Regions from separate parts of the Homo sapiens genome. Here region 1 is linked to region 2. Evidence: read pairs that join two places in POLR2A ChIA-PET (ENCODE). Cell type or tissue: Panc1. All regions are shown on one strand. Each heading gives the region's core, and the rest is flanking DNA. Links, peaks and the distances in the headings are about the cores only.

Region 1 (8,367 bases), core at 2,401-4,900, 430 kb after region 2:
CTCCCACCTCTGCCATGGTACCCTATCTGGTAGAGGCTTTCTGGAAGATGCATCTCTCCCGGAGAGATGAGTGGAAAGGATGGGACTGGAAGTCACTGGGGTCTGACATCCAGCTTGAGCTCTGTCCCCAAAGGAGCAGTATGACCCTTGGCAAATTGCTTCCCCTCTTATTCATAAAATGGGGGATATAATACATATCCCAAGGGCTGTAGCAGGAATAACTGGAATTTTCTGCAGGGCTATAGAGTCATACGTGGTGTACTATTACTGTATTCACCATTATTGTCACTATCGTAGTGATTGGCAGTTTTGGACAGAATCAAGGAGGGCTTTGAATGCCAGAATGAAAGACGTATATTTAGATTTAATGTCACATACGTGTGTTTATTCATTCATTGATTCAACCAGTGTTTACTGAGTTACTACCATGTTTCAGTCCCAGGTTCAGGCCCTGGAGATAGAGATACTGCACCTGGCCTGAGAAGTCTCCCCTGGCCAGGGGCCACAGTGTTCACAGGGCCAGGCAGCTCATGTGGGTGAGCGTCTAGGTGGGGCCTGCAGTGAACCAGGGCCAGAGTCTCCATCTGCAGAGGGCAATTGCCCCTTAGCCCTGTGCCAAAGAAGTCAGGCCAAATGGGTTGGAGCTTCTGATTTTACGAAAGCAGCTCAGAATTTGTATATGACTGTTCTGATTTTTAAATGTTGGCCTCTAAGGCCGGGTGCAGTGGCTCACGCCTGTAATCCCAGCACTTTGGGAGGCCAAGGTGGGCAGATCACTTGAGGTCAGGAATTCGAGACCAGCCTGGCCAACATGTGAAACCCCAACTCTACTAAAATACAAAAATTAGCCAGGCGTGGTGGCGGGTGCCTGCAATCTCAGCTACTCAGGAGGCTGAGGCAGGAGAATCGCTTGAACTTAAGGTTACAGTGAGCCGAGATTGCAGTGAGCTGAGATTATGCCACTGCACTCCAGCCTGGGTGACAGAGCAAGACTCTCAAAAAAAAAAAAAAAAGTTGGCCTCTAATTTTAAAAGTTAGTTTAAGCTGAGAACTGAAGAATTGAGTGAGAAGTAGTACCCGGATGCTAGGTACTACTTCTCCGTGGACATATGTCCACTGGGACAAGGAGCCAGTCCTGGTCGGCTTGGCCCATTCACCAGGAGGAACACCAATTCCGAGGAGGAACTGAAGGTGCTTCCAGAAGTGATCATCTGGGTGAAAGGTGACTTGGGAGTGCAAGAGCTTGAGGGAGGAGGAGACAGAAGTCCAGAGACGGTTAAGACCAAAGCAAGGTTACACCGCAAATAACAGCCGAGCTGGAGTCAGAACACAGCCTACAGGCCCCTGCCTAATGCTCTTCCCATTCTCCCAGGAAACCTCACCATGTGTCTGTTCTTGGCTTGCTGCTGCTCTGTTCACATCCTGAGGGACGCTGGGATTAGGGCCAGCCAGGCCTGGGATCAGAGGGCAGTGAAACACAGATACCAGCTCCATTTCTGAGAAGAGCAGATGTTCTAGCATGGAGGGTGGTCAGAGTGCAGGGGACAAATGGTCATAATATAAAAAGCTGTTGAGAGGACAGGCACAGTGGCTCACACCCATCATCCCAGCAATTTGGGAGACTGAGGCAGGAGGATCAAAGGAGCCCAGGAGTTCAAGACCAGCCTGGTGAACATAGGGAGACACCATCTCTACAAAAAAAAAAAAAAATTTTTTTTTAAATTAGCTGCGGTGACCTGTAATCATGCCACTGCATTCCAACCTGGATAACAGACCAAGACCCTGTCTCAAAAAAAAAAAACAAGCAACAACAAAATAACTGTCAAGGACCAGAAGCCACTAGAGGACCGAGGTGGAGTCTGAGCTTGCTTTGTATTCCCCTTTGCCCAACAGACACGCACAGAACTCACTTGGGGCTGGACAGGTGAGACATGTAGAGGTTAAATGCGTGTTGACTGACAAACTTGTTGTCTTGACCGGACTTCACAGACTTCACCTATGGAGTGCTCAGCCATGCTTGGTGGGTGGAAGTCAGTATCTCCCCTGTCCCAGCAGATCCACTTTGGGGAACCCGGGAGAGTGGGGGGATTTCTCCCAGCCGGTGTGTTTGAGACATCAAGACCACCAGCGACCTCATAGCTGCCTCCGGCTGGCGCCACCTGCGCAGGCAGGCGTGAGCTGGGCGCTGACAGCTCCCATCAGGTTGGGGCGGTGGACACCGAGGCAGGAACCAAGTGCCGCGGAGACAGAGGTCGCGCTCCTGGAGGTTGGGCACCTGTAGGAGCCCTAGCACCACCACGAGCCGCCTTGGACCACGCAGCTGCCAAGGTCCTGCGGCCGTTCCCGGCGCCTGGAGTCTGGGCATTGCAGGAGAGCGCCCCTGGAAGGCTCGCGGCCCCTTGCGAAACAGACGCGCGTGTTAAAAGCTGGCGTGGGCCAGGCGCGGTTGCTCACGCCTATAATCCCAGAACTTTGGGAGGCCGAGTAGGGTGGATAACCTGAGGTTGGGAGTTCGAGACCAGCCTGGCCAACATGGTGAAACCCTATTTCTACTTTAAAAATACAAAATCAGCCGGGTGTGGTGGTGGGTGCCTGTGATCCCAGCTACTCCGGAGGCTGAGGCAGGAGAATCGCTTGAACCCGGGAGGCGGAGGTTGCAGTGAGCTGAGATCATGCCACTGCACTCCAGTCTGGGTGACAGAGAGAGACTCCGTCTCAAAAAAATAAAAAAAAAAAATGCTGACGTGGCGGGAGGAGGAGGAGAAGGTGATGGGACTTCAGGAAGGCCATGGCGTCATTGATGAGCCACCCAGCAATAAAGAATAAAGCGCATTTTGACTCTTCTAGTCTCGTTTCTTTGTCTCCTCCTAGTGGACATCGAGGGAGCTTTAAAACATTTTAAAGGAGGAAGTTAAGATACCTTTATTTTCCTTTTCCCTCCCTCCCTCCCGCTCTTCCTCCCTCCCTTTCTTAAACCTTGCTTTATTACTTGTCTTTCTTTTTCTCCTTCCCTCCCTCCCTTCCTTCCTTTCTTCCTTCCCTCTCTTCTCTCCCTCCCTCCATCCTTCCTCCCTCCCTCCCTTCCCTCCATCCTTCCTCCCTCCCTCCCTTCCCTCCTTCCTTCCTTTCTTCCTTCCTTCCTTCTTTCTCCTCCCTCCCTCCCTCCTTCTTCCTTCCCTCCTCCCTCCCTCCTTCCTTCTTTCCCTTCTCCCTCCCTCTTTCCCTCCTAGCCTCCCAAAGTGCTGGGATTACAGGCATGAGCCACCACACCTGGCTAACCAATCTTTTATTGATGGATGTTTAAGCAGCTTCCAATATTTTCTTATAAACAATATTGTAATGAGCATCTTTCATTACACAAGGATAAGTTCTCAAAGGGCAACCTTTAGGTTGAAGAGGTGACAACCTCCAGGTGCCATAGCACATTAAATTTTGATACATATTGCTAAATTGCTGCCCAGGCAAGTTTTACTCATTCCCACTCCCTACACCTCCCTCCAAGCAATGTATGGAGCATCTATTTTTCCACTCACTCACAAACACTTGGAATTGTCATTTTTCTTCTTCTTTTTTTTTTTTTTTTAAGAATAGAGATGGGGTCTCACTATGTTGCCCAAGCTGGTCTCACTCCTGAGCTCAAACAGTCCTCCTACCTTGGCCTCCCAAAGTGCTAGGATTACATGTGTGGTCTACCATGTCCAGCCAGAATGGTCGTTTTTAATTTCTGCCAGTCTGCTAGGTATAAAAAGTTATCTTTTTTTTTTTTTTTGAGATGGAGTTTCCCTTTTATTGCCCAGGCTGGAGAGCAACGGCATGATCTCAGCTCACCGCAACCTCCACATCCCAGGTTCAAGTGATTCTCCTGCCTCAGCCTCCCAAGTAGCTGGGATTACAGGCATGTGCCACCATACCCGGCTAATTTTGTATTTTTAGTAGAGACAGGGTTTCACCATGTTGGTCGGGCTGGTCTTGAACTGCCAACCTCAGGTGATCTGCCTGCCTTGGCCTCTCAGAGTGCTGGAATTACAGGCGTGAGCCACCACGCCCGGCCAGCTATCTCATTTTAGTTTGTGTTTCTTCTATAACCTAAGTGGTGAAATAGAAACATAGGTTTTCTTTATGCCTTCTTTTTGTTTGTTTGTTTTTTGTTTCTTGTTTTTTGTTTGTTTGTTTGTTTTGAGACGGGGTCTTGATCTGTCTCCCAGGCTGATGCACAGTGGCGTGACCTCGGCTCACTGCAACCTCCATCTCCCAGGTTCAAGTTAAGTGATTCTCATGCCTCAGCTACCCAAGTAGCTGAGATTGCAGGTGTGAACCACCATGCCCAGCTAATTGATGTATTTTTAGTAGAGACGGGGCTTCACTATGTTGGCCAGGCTGGTCTGGATCTCCTGGCCTCAAGTGATCCTCCTACCTCGCCTCCCAAAGTGCTGGGATTACAGGCATGAGCCACCACACCTGGCCCGCCTTGCTCTTTCCTAATATGTATTTCTGACACAATATTCTCTTAATTATATAAAATAAGCCTTTATACTAAGTCTTGTTATTTGATAGAAGTGCTCCTCCTAGGTCTTCTAGTTTCATAAATTTCCTATCCTTTGCTCTCCCATGTGACTCTAGAATAAGTGTATTAAATTTTGCAAAAGATTTTGGTGATGTTTGATTGGATTGCTTTGTACTTACAGATTAAACTGAGGAGAACTGACATCTTTTTTTTTTCTTTTTGAGACGGAGTTTGCATCTTGTCGCCCAGGCTGGAGTGCAATGACGCAATCTCAGCTCACTGCAACCTCCGCCTCCCAGGCTCAAGTGATTCTCCTGCCTCAGCCTCCTGAGTAGCTGGGATTACAGGTGTGTGCCACCACACCTGGCTAATTTTTTTATTTTTATTAGAGGTAGAGTTTCACCATGTTGGCTGCTCTGGTTTCAAACTCCTGACCTGAGGTGATCCATCCACCTCAGCTTCCCAAAGTGTTGGGATTATAGGCGTAAGCCACCACGCCCAGCCAAGAACTGACATCTTTTGCTCATGATCATGATATATCTTGCCATGATTAGGATCTTTTTTTTTTTTTTGAGACAGTCTCGCTCTGTCGCCCAGGTTGGAGTGCAGTGGTGCAACCTTGGCTCACTGCAGCCTCTGCCTATGGGTTCAAATCATTCGCCTGCCTCAGCCTCCTAAGTAGCTGGGATTATAGGCGTGTGCCACCATGCCCGGCTATTTTTTTTTTTTTTTTTTTGTATTTAGTAGAGATGGAGTTTCCCCATGTTGGTCAGGCTGGTCTCGAACTCCTAACCTCTTGATCTGCCTGCCTCGGCCTCCCAAAGTGCTGGGATTATAGGTGTGAGCTACCACACCCAGCCTCAGATCTTTTTTTTTTTTCTTTTTTGAGATGGAGTTTCACTCTTGTTGCCCAGGCTAGAGTGTAATGGCTCGATCTCGGCTCGCCGCAACCTCTGCCTCCCAGATTCAAGTAATTCTCCTGCCTCAGCCTCCGGAGTAGCTGGGATTACAGGCATGCACCACCACACCACGTAATTTTTTTGTATTTTTAGCAGAGACGGGGTTTCTCCATGTTGGTCAGGCTGGTCTCAAACTCCCAACGTCAGGTGATCTGCCTGCCTCGGCCTCCCAAAGTGCTGGGATTACAGATGTGAGCCACCATACCTGGCCTATTCAGATCTTTAATTAACTTTTTCAGTAAAGTTTCATAAATGCCTTCAGAAAGATGTTTTTTGGTTGGAGTATTTCTAGATGTTGTATGTTTGGTTTTGCTTTGCTTTTGCCAATATTTTTTCCCCCTACTATATGTTTATGATTGATTTTTTTTTTTTTTAATTAGAGACAAGGTCTTGCTATGTTGCCAAGGCTGGTCTCAAACTCCTGGCCTCAAGTGATCCTCTTGCCTTGGCTTCCCAAAATGTTGGGATTATAGGCATGAACCACTGTACCTGGGCTATGATTAATTATTATTGCTGGATTTCAACAAAGCTATTGGTTTTTTCCATGTTGAGCTCATAGCTTAGCTCTTGCTGAAATCTCTAATTGGTTTTAAAGGTTTGTGTCATTAATTCTCTTCTGTTTTTAAGACCTCTGATCCTATCATTGACAAATAGAGTTTTCTATCTTCCTTTCAAAGATTTACACTTTTTTTCTTTTTCTTGTTTTATTACATTAGCTAAGACCTCCAATATAATGTTGGGTAGAAGCAATAATAGTGAGAATCCTGTTTTTTCCTGACATGCATGGGTATCCTTATAAGTTATGAAATATGATTGTAAATACACTATTCTCACTTTTATCTTACTCTTTAAAATCAACTTTCAGTATTCTGAAAACCACCTTCCTTTTTTTATCCAATAATTCTCTCTTGATACTAATTTACACAGGGAATGATGGAAATGAGGGAGTATGCTAAAACAAATAGAAACTTCTGCAATAATAGAAATATTCTACGTGTGTGCTGTCCAATATCATAGCCACATGTGGCTATTGAGCATTTGAAATGTGGCAGTACAACCAAGGAACTGAATGTTAAACTTTATTTAATTTAAATTTAAATTTACAAACTTATATTTGATTCAGTTATTGGAAAACTTTTAAGTATGCTTGGAACAACTAGGGTATGTAAGCTATTTTTCAAATGTAACTTTTATCATATAAATACTGATCAAGTGTTTCTAGTGAAAATTTAGTGTCCAATTGAGGTGTGTTGTAAGTACAAAATACAAACCAGATTTCAAAGATTTGGTTCCAAAAAAAGGAGGTAAAATAGCTCAGTAATTGAAGGGGTGGCCTGCCCCTCCACACATGCGGGTATATCGCACCAGGTGGGACAAGAGACTGAGAAAAGAAATAAGACACAGAGGCAAAGTATAGAGAAACAACAGTGGGCCCAGGAAACCGGCACTCAGCATACGGGGGACCTGCACCGGCACCGGTCTCTGAGTTCCCTCAGTTTTTATTGATTATTATTTTTATTATTTTAGTCAAAGGAATGCGGTAGGAGAGCAGGGTGATAATAAGGAGAACGTCAGCAAAAAAAACATGTGAGCAAAAGAATCTATGTCATAATTAAATTTAAGGGGAGGTACTATGCCTGGATGTGCACGTAGGCCAGATTTATGTTTCTCTCTGCCCAAACATCTCAGTGGAGTAAAGAATAACAAGGCAGCATTGCTGCCAACATGTCTCGCCTCCCGCCATAGGGTGGTTTTTCTCCCATCTCAGAATTGAACAAATGTACAATCGGGTTTTATACCGAGACATTCGGTTCGCAGGGGCAGGCAGGAGACAGTGGCCTTCGTCCATCTCAAGTGCAAGAGGCTTTCCTCTTTTACTAATCCACCTCAGCACAGACCTTTTACGGGTGTCGGGCTGGGGGACGGTCAGGTCTTTCTCATCCCACGAGGCTATATTTCAGACTATCACATGGGGAGAAACATTGGACCATACCCAGCTTTTCAGGGCAGAGGTCCCTGTGGCTTTTCACAGTGCATTGTGCCCCTGGTTTATTGAGACTAGAGAATGGCGATGACTTTTACCAAGCATACTGCCTGTAAACATTTTGTTAACAAGGCACATCCTGCACAGCCCTAGATCCCTTAAACCTTGATTTCATGCAAGACATGTTTTTGTGAGCTCAAGGTTGGGGCAAAATGGCTGGGGCAAAGTGGCTGGGGCAATGTTACAAATTAACAACATCTCAGCAAAGCAATTGTTTAAGGTGTAGGTCAAAATGGAATCTCTTACGTCTTCCCTTTCTACATAGATACAGTAACAGTCTGATCTCACTTTCTTTTCCCTACATATCCCCCTTTTCTTTTTGACAAAACCGCCATCATCATCATGTCCCGTTCTCGCCGGTCGCTGTGTCTCCGAAGCTGCTGGATACACCTGTAGACTAACAACAGAGAGAACAGACATACAAGGATTAATACAAAATTTGCAATAGTGGAATTTTCAGTGGTTTTAACCCAAGTGACAGGGTTAAGATTTGTGAGGCTATCAACAGCTTTTACCATTGCCTCAGTTTCTGGCACCAGATTTAACTGGGCTTTTGATGCCTCAAAAATTTGTTCTTTTAATTTTGAAATATTTAAAGTAAGATTATCTTCTCTTTTTTGTAAATGGCATCTAACCGTGTCCCAGTGATGTTCAGATTTATTATAGGCTCGAGGTGTAATACAAAAATCTGATGTATTCCAGTCACACTGTAACTGAAAAAGATATTTCAGGCTCATGAGCCTATCTCCCATCCAAATGACAGTTGTCTAAGATCATTAATTTGGCTTGCCAATTTTTGATCTATTTGAGTCTGAGAATTTCACAATTTTGAGGAATTCTTTTGCCAATTATTTACATAT
Region 2 (7,720 bases), core at 3,309-5,808:
GAATGAAAGTCTACATAACTCATGCCAGCTCATCCTGGGAGTACCTCTGGAGCTGGGTGGGATAGCTGATTTATAAAGGACACATAATGCTTCTAGGATTTCAGCAGTCATCTGGTCAGACAGTTGGCTTCTTGGGAAGCTGCAAAACCAAGCAAGAAATGCCAGCCTTGAAGACATCTTCCTTTTAATTTGTGGGTCCCTCTCATTCCAAGCCCCAATCTGTTTAACATCTTGGTTTAATTCAACAGTCTGTTTCATATTCCAGGTTTGGGACAGGTTATTAAAAGCTCAAGTTAGAAACTCAGTGCAGTCTCTCCTCATTTCTGAGCCATAATCTCTTGTTGAAAAATGACTTCACTGGATAAATAGCATATGTGGAATAGAAATTGGTGGAATAATGGAATACCGGTGACTTTAATTTTCAAGTATCAGGATTTCTTTCTCATTGTGTTAGAGCTGAACTTTATTCTTAGAACATCCAGAAATCAATGTTTTTTTCTCTTTTTTCAGTCTTCCTGGTGGCAGAAGCCTTGCCCATCAGAAAGTTAAGTATAGAAATGTAGCCTTGGAACGATTTCCTTAATTTTCCACAGAAGGGCTAGTATCCTTTAGCTTGCTAATCACTCCTCTGTCTGCATGCCCAGGTGAAATCTGATGCCACTAGGGAAGGGTTGTTGATTTGCCAGAACAAATCCGGCTCCCTACATTCTTTCTGTCATTCTTGGCTTGCTGTCTACCAAGGAGTCCAGCTGAGGAAGGCCTGGGAACAGAGACCTGGCTTTTAGTCCTTTCTCCTGCCCTAAACTCACTGTGTGTCCTCAGGAAAGAGGTTTAACCTCTCTGGGCCTTGGATTCCTCATCTGCTAAGTGAGGCTTAGATTCAGAAGGGAAAAGGCAAATGCATATTGTAACGATGCTTCCCCTCCCATGGCCAGGGCAGACATTGCTAATCAACCTTTTCATTACTAATACCAGACTTGGGCTCAGACTGTTTCTCAGCAGGGCTACTCAAGTAGAGTTAACGACATATGGAAACTCATTAGCAATGTAGGGAATAGATACTGTGTTAGGGCTTTTCCAACTCTTACATCCTGAGGTTCTGTGAGTATGCTTGGAAACACATCTGAATAGTGATAGTATATTTAAACAGGCCTCTGTATCTAACTTGTAATGAGGCCACAACTTAAGGGTATGTTCATATTTGAATGTCTTTTCTCAGGCTGTAGTCTAAGGATGTTCAGCCTTTGATCTGTTGGTTCCAGTGACACGGTAACAGATAACGGAATCAGGAATGAAAAGCAAAAGCCCATTTAAAAGATAACCATCTAGCTTGCTAATTGTACCTTGTCCACAGTCAGCTCTTACACAGAGATGGCATCAGGATCTCCTCACTGAATCAAAAGCACCTTGAGGCAAACCTGGCAGCTACAAGTAAGCCCCATGGCAGCTAAATGCTCCTGACGGTGTTTGCAGAGGTTTCGTGTTTTACATATATCTGACCCTCTGCATCCCATATATGTGTCAGAACTGGTAAGGGAAGGCCTTGAATAAGAGTCTTGTTTCTCCAGAGAACCTTTCTCCTCATGCGCAGTGGAGTGGGGAAAGGAGGTAGCGCATATACACCTGAATTCCCGCAGCAAGAAGTGTATCATGGCCTCCCTGCTGGAAATGTCTTAAGGTAGGAACACATCCTCCTCTAGCACAAAGCACAAGATTTGGCTCTTGGAAGACAGGATGTGTTTGCTGAATGATTGAAATATATCAGAGCAGGCAGGGGGCTGCAGAAGTCATCTAGTCCAATCTCCTCAATTTGTAGGTATGAAAACTGAGGCCGAGAAAAAGGGAAACAAATTAAACAAGTTCCCATAGGGAGGAACGCAGATCAGAATCCATTCTCCAAGTTCTTGTTCTATTTCACCATGAGAAATTTTTTCCCTCCATATACTAATATTTGATCCTTCTCTACCATTATTTCTTTCAGGAGCCAAGATTATCACCCCAAATTTTGGAGGCCACTGCTTAATGAGACCAATTATCTGCTGGAACCTATCTGGCTATTTTTTTGTAGATCTATTTTTGTACATTTTCTTTCCAACATTTTATAGTGTTTTGTTTTTGTTTTTGTTTTTTTTTGAAACGGAGTTTTGCTCTTGTTGCCCAGGCTGGAGTGCAATGGCGTGATCTCGGCCCATCGCAACCTCCACCTCCCAGGTTCAAGTGATTCTCCTGCCTCAGCCTTCCCAAGTAGCTGGGATTATAGGCATGCGCCACCAAGCCTGGCTAATTTTGTATTTTTAGTAGAGATGGGGTTTTTCCGTGTGGGTCAGGCTGGTCTCGAACTCCCGACCTCAGGTGATCTGCCCACCTCAGCCTCCCAAAGTGCTGGGATTACAGGCGTGAGCCACCATACCCAGCCTCATTTTATAGTTTTAAAAGCAACTAAAATGGATTAAAATTTAAGGTGGCAAAGGGACAAGAGTAGAGGAATTAAAGGCTGGGAAGTACATGGCACCATTACTGCTATCCCTGACAGACAGAGAGAACTTGAGCCTAAGAACCACCTCAGATTCTCTATCAGTTGCAAGTAACAAAACAAATTGAGCCATGTGGGCTGAAATGAGTAAGGGAATATATTGGCTCCTGTGACTGTAGTTGGCTTCAGGTATGGTGTGATCTAGAGGTTTGTGGCATTGTCAGGGCTCGGTCTCCTTTCCTCTGGTTTCTGTTGGTTCTGACTTTCTCTGTGTGTTGGCTTTGTTCTGTTTTGAGGCTCCATGGCAGCAAAAAATGGTAATAGCTCTTTCAGACCTCAGATCCACACCTAGATCCTAGAGGAGAGGGTCTGTCTCCTCTGGTAGCTTCTACAAAAGACAGAGAACATCTTTTCTATAAGCTCTAGCAAGATCTTAGGTCTTACCGGTCTACTTTGGATCTAATGTGCTGTCTGAACCATTCGCAGATTTCAGGAGGAGAAGCTGTATTGATTGACTTAACGTACCCTAGAGCTAGGAGTGGAGTCAGGTTACCCAGATCTAAGAAGAGCAGTTCCCCAGAGAAGACTCTGGGTGCTGCTTTTGGGAAGAGGAGAAAGATATCTAGAGAAGAAGCCCACAAATATCCACTCCAGAGTCCTGCTGACACAGTGTTCCAGGCAGTAATCACTCCTTGGGGATGAGATTTGGTCCTGGAGAGAAAACCCCTTTGCCACCCTGGACCCATTTTTGGGCACCGAACCTGCAGTCTGGAGGTCTGTGTTCTCATTCCAGCACTGCCACCCCTTGGCTGAGATGATTAGCTGTGTGGACCTCAGTTTGTTGCTGAGGACGGCTTGGGTGCAAATGCTTGCCAACACACAGTGGAGGGTGGAGATAAAGAGCAATTGAAAGCTGTCTTTATTGAATCTTACTTACCCGTTCTGCCGCTGCCTTCCTTTCCCCTCACAGACGTCCCGAGAACTGTCTCCCCTGCCCCCATACACACTAAAAGTCAATTCATTGAAAATTTCTCTCAAGCTGAAAAAGAACTTCTGTCTCTGCAGCTTCCACGTTTTTTCTGCCTGGCCCTCTTAGCTGGAGGAGGTGGAGTGTTCATACTTTGGAAGCTAGAGGAAGCTAAACAATTCTGCTTGCTGTGGTGGGTGGGTGTGTATTTATGCGTGTGTAGCTTTCTCTCCATGTGTCTCTCTTCTCTCCCTCTTATCTTTGAATGGTTCCTGTTTGCTGCCCTCTGCTGAGTGTAGATAGGAGAGAAAAGAAAAAAGCAGGCCTATTTTTTTCCTTCCCTATGGCTTTAAGAGAATGCTGAGCTTCAGATGTTAAATTGTCTTCAGTTTTCTCAGGTGATGAAAGCCACAGCATAAAATGATACTGATCCAAAGAATGATGATGATATGGCTGATAATGAGGTTGATAATGTTAATAGTAGTAATAGCAGTTACCATTTATTTAGCACTTACTCTGCTAGGTCCTTTACCTGTACATCTGTTAAATATTGTTGTAACCAGGTAGGAAAGAAGGAGGGAACTGAAGCTCGAAGAGGGGCAGGTGCTTGCCCAAGGATGCACAGCCTGTAGTGGTGGAGCTGGTATTTGAACTCTGACCTAGTGCTGAGTCCTTAACCACCATACTTCCTCCATATCTGAGCAGGACAAAGGACCTGTCTTCCACCCCTGCCCGTTAAGCCCTTCCTGCAAGCCTGGACATCTGAGCAGGTGAGAGGGACCATTGCCCTAAGACAGCCTCTTCAGTAGCTGAAGTGGAGCACATAAGGTCATGTGGTGGTGGTGTGTGCTGGAAGAGAAACCTCTACCTCAGCCTCCTCCTGTCTCCGTTCCTCTTGGTTTGAGGCATGTGGGGCTGCGTATAGTGCTCTAGCTTTGGAGCTACACTGCCTGATTCAAAACCCGAGGCTTGGGCAAGCTTGACCTGTGTGCCTGGAATTCTTGGTCTGTAAAATGGTAGTAATGTTAACTGTGGCAGAGAGTTCTCTTGAGGGTTCAGTGAGTCACTGTGGGTAAAACCCCAAACACAATGCTTGGTACAGAACAAGTGCTTGGTAAACATGGTGATGCCGCTGCCTTTGTGAAGTGCCTCGCCTATGGCAGGGACTCAATTCTCTGTGGCTTCCCTTTGGCGGAGGTAGGGAGGGCTGCATAACATTGTCTTTGTCTAGAAGGTGAGCAATTCGAAGATAAGTGGTTGGCTTAACAGCACAGGGTTCAGAAGAACTGGAAGAAGCCAGGTGGGTGCAGTCTCTGATTATTGGAGGTGGGAAGGAAATTGTGCATGCAGAGGCTGCTCTTGGTACCCCTCTTCCTGAAACTTCGGAATGCGAAGCAATTGTTGGGGATGCCTTCTCAACTCCCACCCTGGGACAACCCAGACCCTCTGTATCCTTCTAGATTCAGCTCATAGCCTGCTGCCTCCAGGAAGTGTTCTTTGGTTACTCCAGCCCCCAGGGGTCACTCAAGGGTCTTAGCTCCTCTGAGCCTTGATTTTCTCATCTGCCTACTTAGATCAGAGGCCCTCTAGAAGATTTCTAACATCCTTCTTCCCTGCAGCCTTGCCCCTAGACCTGACTAACTCCTGCCAGGGCAGCCTAGGTTAGCATTCTTCCCAACCAGGGCCCGGAGACCTGTATATAAATCTGTCACGCAATGCTGTAATTGTTTTTAATCTGTCCAGACTGTCTGCTTCCTAAAGGCAGGAACTAACCTCTCTCTTGGTCACTCTTGTTTGCCTAAAATATTTGCTGAATGGCTGAGGGGGTGAGTGAGTAAGTGAATCATATGGTTGGTACTCAGTAACTGCTGGCTGCATGCTGGAAGCTTAGCCTTAGGAATGGTTCTTCTTGAACTTCAGGGTGCTTCACAATCCCTAGGGAGCCTGTTAAGGATGGTGACACCAGGATCCATGCCCAAAGAGCATGAAGGGGCTGGTTTGGGCTTGGCCAAGGATCACATATTTAACAAATCCTACTGAGGGTCCAACAGGGAACTCCTCTCCACCCACCTGACAGGAGACAGACCTCTCTTTCCCCAGGGACCCACTCCATTCTCCCCAGGAGTGCTTCAGGACCCGCCCTTGAACTTCTGTTCCTGGGAAGTGTGTTTATCTGCAGCTTCCCAAGTTGTCAATCAGCACCCACAGGGGAGCTCTGTGGTACTTTTAGCAGTGGCACTGTATCTGATGCAAGCAGATCAGGCTCCAGTTCAGGACAGGGATGGGAGGTGCACTTTGGAATCCCTCTCCTGTGGGCTGCGAGGATTGGCTGGGGCGGTAGAGCTTTATTTTCCTTTGATGCCCACAGTCTGCTGCTCTTCCAGGATGCGTGCTCTGCCTTCCTGCCATGGGCAAGGATGAGGTAGGTGCCTCTACGTGGGTGTTGGGCTGAACTAGGGGGTCTCTTGGGAAGGGTTAGTATTGTGGAGACCCTGTAAACCTCTCCCTTGTACTGGAGAGAGCAGAGGAGAGAGTGTGGAGTTGGGAACCAATGTGACCTGATCCTCAGGCCCAGCTCTGCCACTTGCTGGCTCTGTGCCTGACCTCTGGGGCTTCCTGCTCCTTCTCCTAAAATGAGCAAAGTCATCACTACTTCCTAGTGTCATGGTGATGATTAGATGAAATTAAATAACAGTTGTGAGGATTGAGGTACAGAGAGGTCAGGTAACATATCCAGGGCCACGCAGCTAGGAAGTGATGGAAACAGGATTCCAATCCAGCTGGGATGCTTCCTTCCGGTATCTGCGCCAGCCACTGACTGGATGGTCTGGGGCGAGTCTGTGGGTCTGCCCCTGCTCACAGGGACTTGCGGAGGCCTCAGTGGGAGGTTATCACTGAGACCCCCATGAGCCTGGTTCTTGTTGTTGGCTCCAGAAAGCTCTTTCAGCTGAATACCCAGGCAGCCGTGCCAGGGCAGGGATTATAGCAAGTCCCATGTGCCGCCTGGATGCTGCACTCGGGCAGCCTCTCACGAGCCCAGTTCGCCAGGGTTCTGTGTGTGTGTGTTTGTGTAGGTCTCCCTTGTGAGTTACAAATGTCAGCCTCCTCTGAGAGGCGGGCTGCTGAGCAGAGGGGCCGACAGGGGCTCCTGGAGGGAAGGGGGTTTCTTCGAGGGAACAGGTTGGAAACATCTGGCAGGGGTGTGTGTGTGAAAATTACGTCCTGCTGCTAAAGCACATTGTATGTTCTCAACTGAAAACTGTTATTTTTTGCATGTTTCCTCCTGAGTATTGATCAGAGTCAGCTGCTGAGAGTTAAAATGTGTATGTGTGTGTGTGTGCCTATTTGTGAAATAACCAGTTTCTAAATTTGGTACCTAACTTCAGTGAAAAGTTAGTAATTCTGTTCTTGGAGAGCCAGGATCTGTCATTTGGATTTGTGGTTATTTTATTAATAATAAACTTTAATGGCTATTTCATTCAGAGAGCTTCTTTTATTAATTTCTTTGACCTTTATGTATTTTTAATCACCTTACCTGTATACTTTAATGGAAGTTGCAAACTGGTGGCCTGTGGGCCAGATGCAGCCCAGAGATACGTTTTGTGTGCCTTGAACAGTGATGGCCCATAGATAGTTGGGTTTTTTAATTTTTAAATGTTCATATGTTACCAGTACCTAACCATGAGAATATTTCCTATTTTAAAACAATTCTATACTAATTTCTGTTTTTTTTGTTTTTGTTTTTGTTTTTTTGTTTTTTAATCAAAGTTCAGCTGCTGAGTTCAGGTTCAAGTTTTGTAAGAATTTGCTGGATGTGGGAACAGCTGTCTCCTCTAGACAGACCCTAGCTCTCCAGTTGGCCACCACCCCTGCTGCACTTAGTGGTCTCAAACCTGGGCACTTCACCCTTTCACACAACTGGCCAGGCTGCAGGAGACATTCGACTTTGGGAGCCCTCCTTTATGATATGCAAATTCCCATAGGCTTTTCCCAGTTCTGCCTCCACCAGTATCACGGTGGAGGCAGGGCAGGGCTTACGGTCCCCACTTCACAGATGCAAAAACTGAGGTTCAAAGAGCATAAGTGACACGACTAGTACCAAAGCCAATAAGTTGATGCTAATCCTTCTGTCTCTAAGACTAATGTACTTTTCAGAGAAAAAAAAATAATTACTTGGAAGTGTAAGTATATAAACCTTAGGCTCTGACAGACTCACTTATGTTTATATTTAGATGATTCTTGCTCTATCTCAGCTCAAGAAACCATTTGCCTTGCTTCTG

Evidence for each region. ChIA-PET counts read pairs that join two places held together with the same protein. Peaks named below come from ENCODE experiments on the same cell type or tissue, not always from the same donor. Only the 100,000 strongest peaks of a DNase experiment are listed, where the experiment ranks them.
Region 1: POLR2A ChIA-PET joins it to region 2 with 5 read pairs; 2 of 35 experiments call an interaction of 5 or more read pairs at or near these places.

Annotation. Positions count from the first base shown.
Region 1 is chr5:154,629,168-154,637,534 of GRCh38, forward strand. No RefSeq gene overlaps it. Among named protein-coding and RNA genes, the nearest start is that of MIR3141, 37 kb to the left of the region's middle. In Panc1, for the core only: a CTCF peak has its summit at 3,039; no DNase peak of the experiment used is centred there.
Region 2 is chr5:154,193,807-154,201,526 of GRCh38, forward strand. All of the region lies in intron 1 of GALNT10 (polypeptide N-acetylgalactosaminyltransferase 10), which reads left to right. Among named protein-coding and RNA genes, the nearest start is that of GALNT10, 6.9 kb to the left of the region's middle. In Panc1, for the core only: a CTCF peak has its summit at 3,684 (motif pointing left); DNase peaks (open chromatin) are centred at 4,529 and 5,235; H3K27ac peaks cover 364 bases.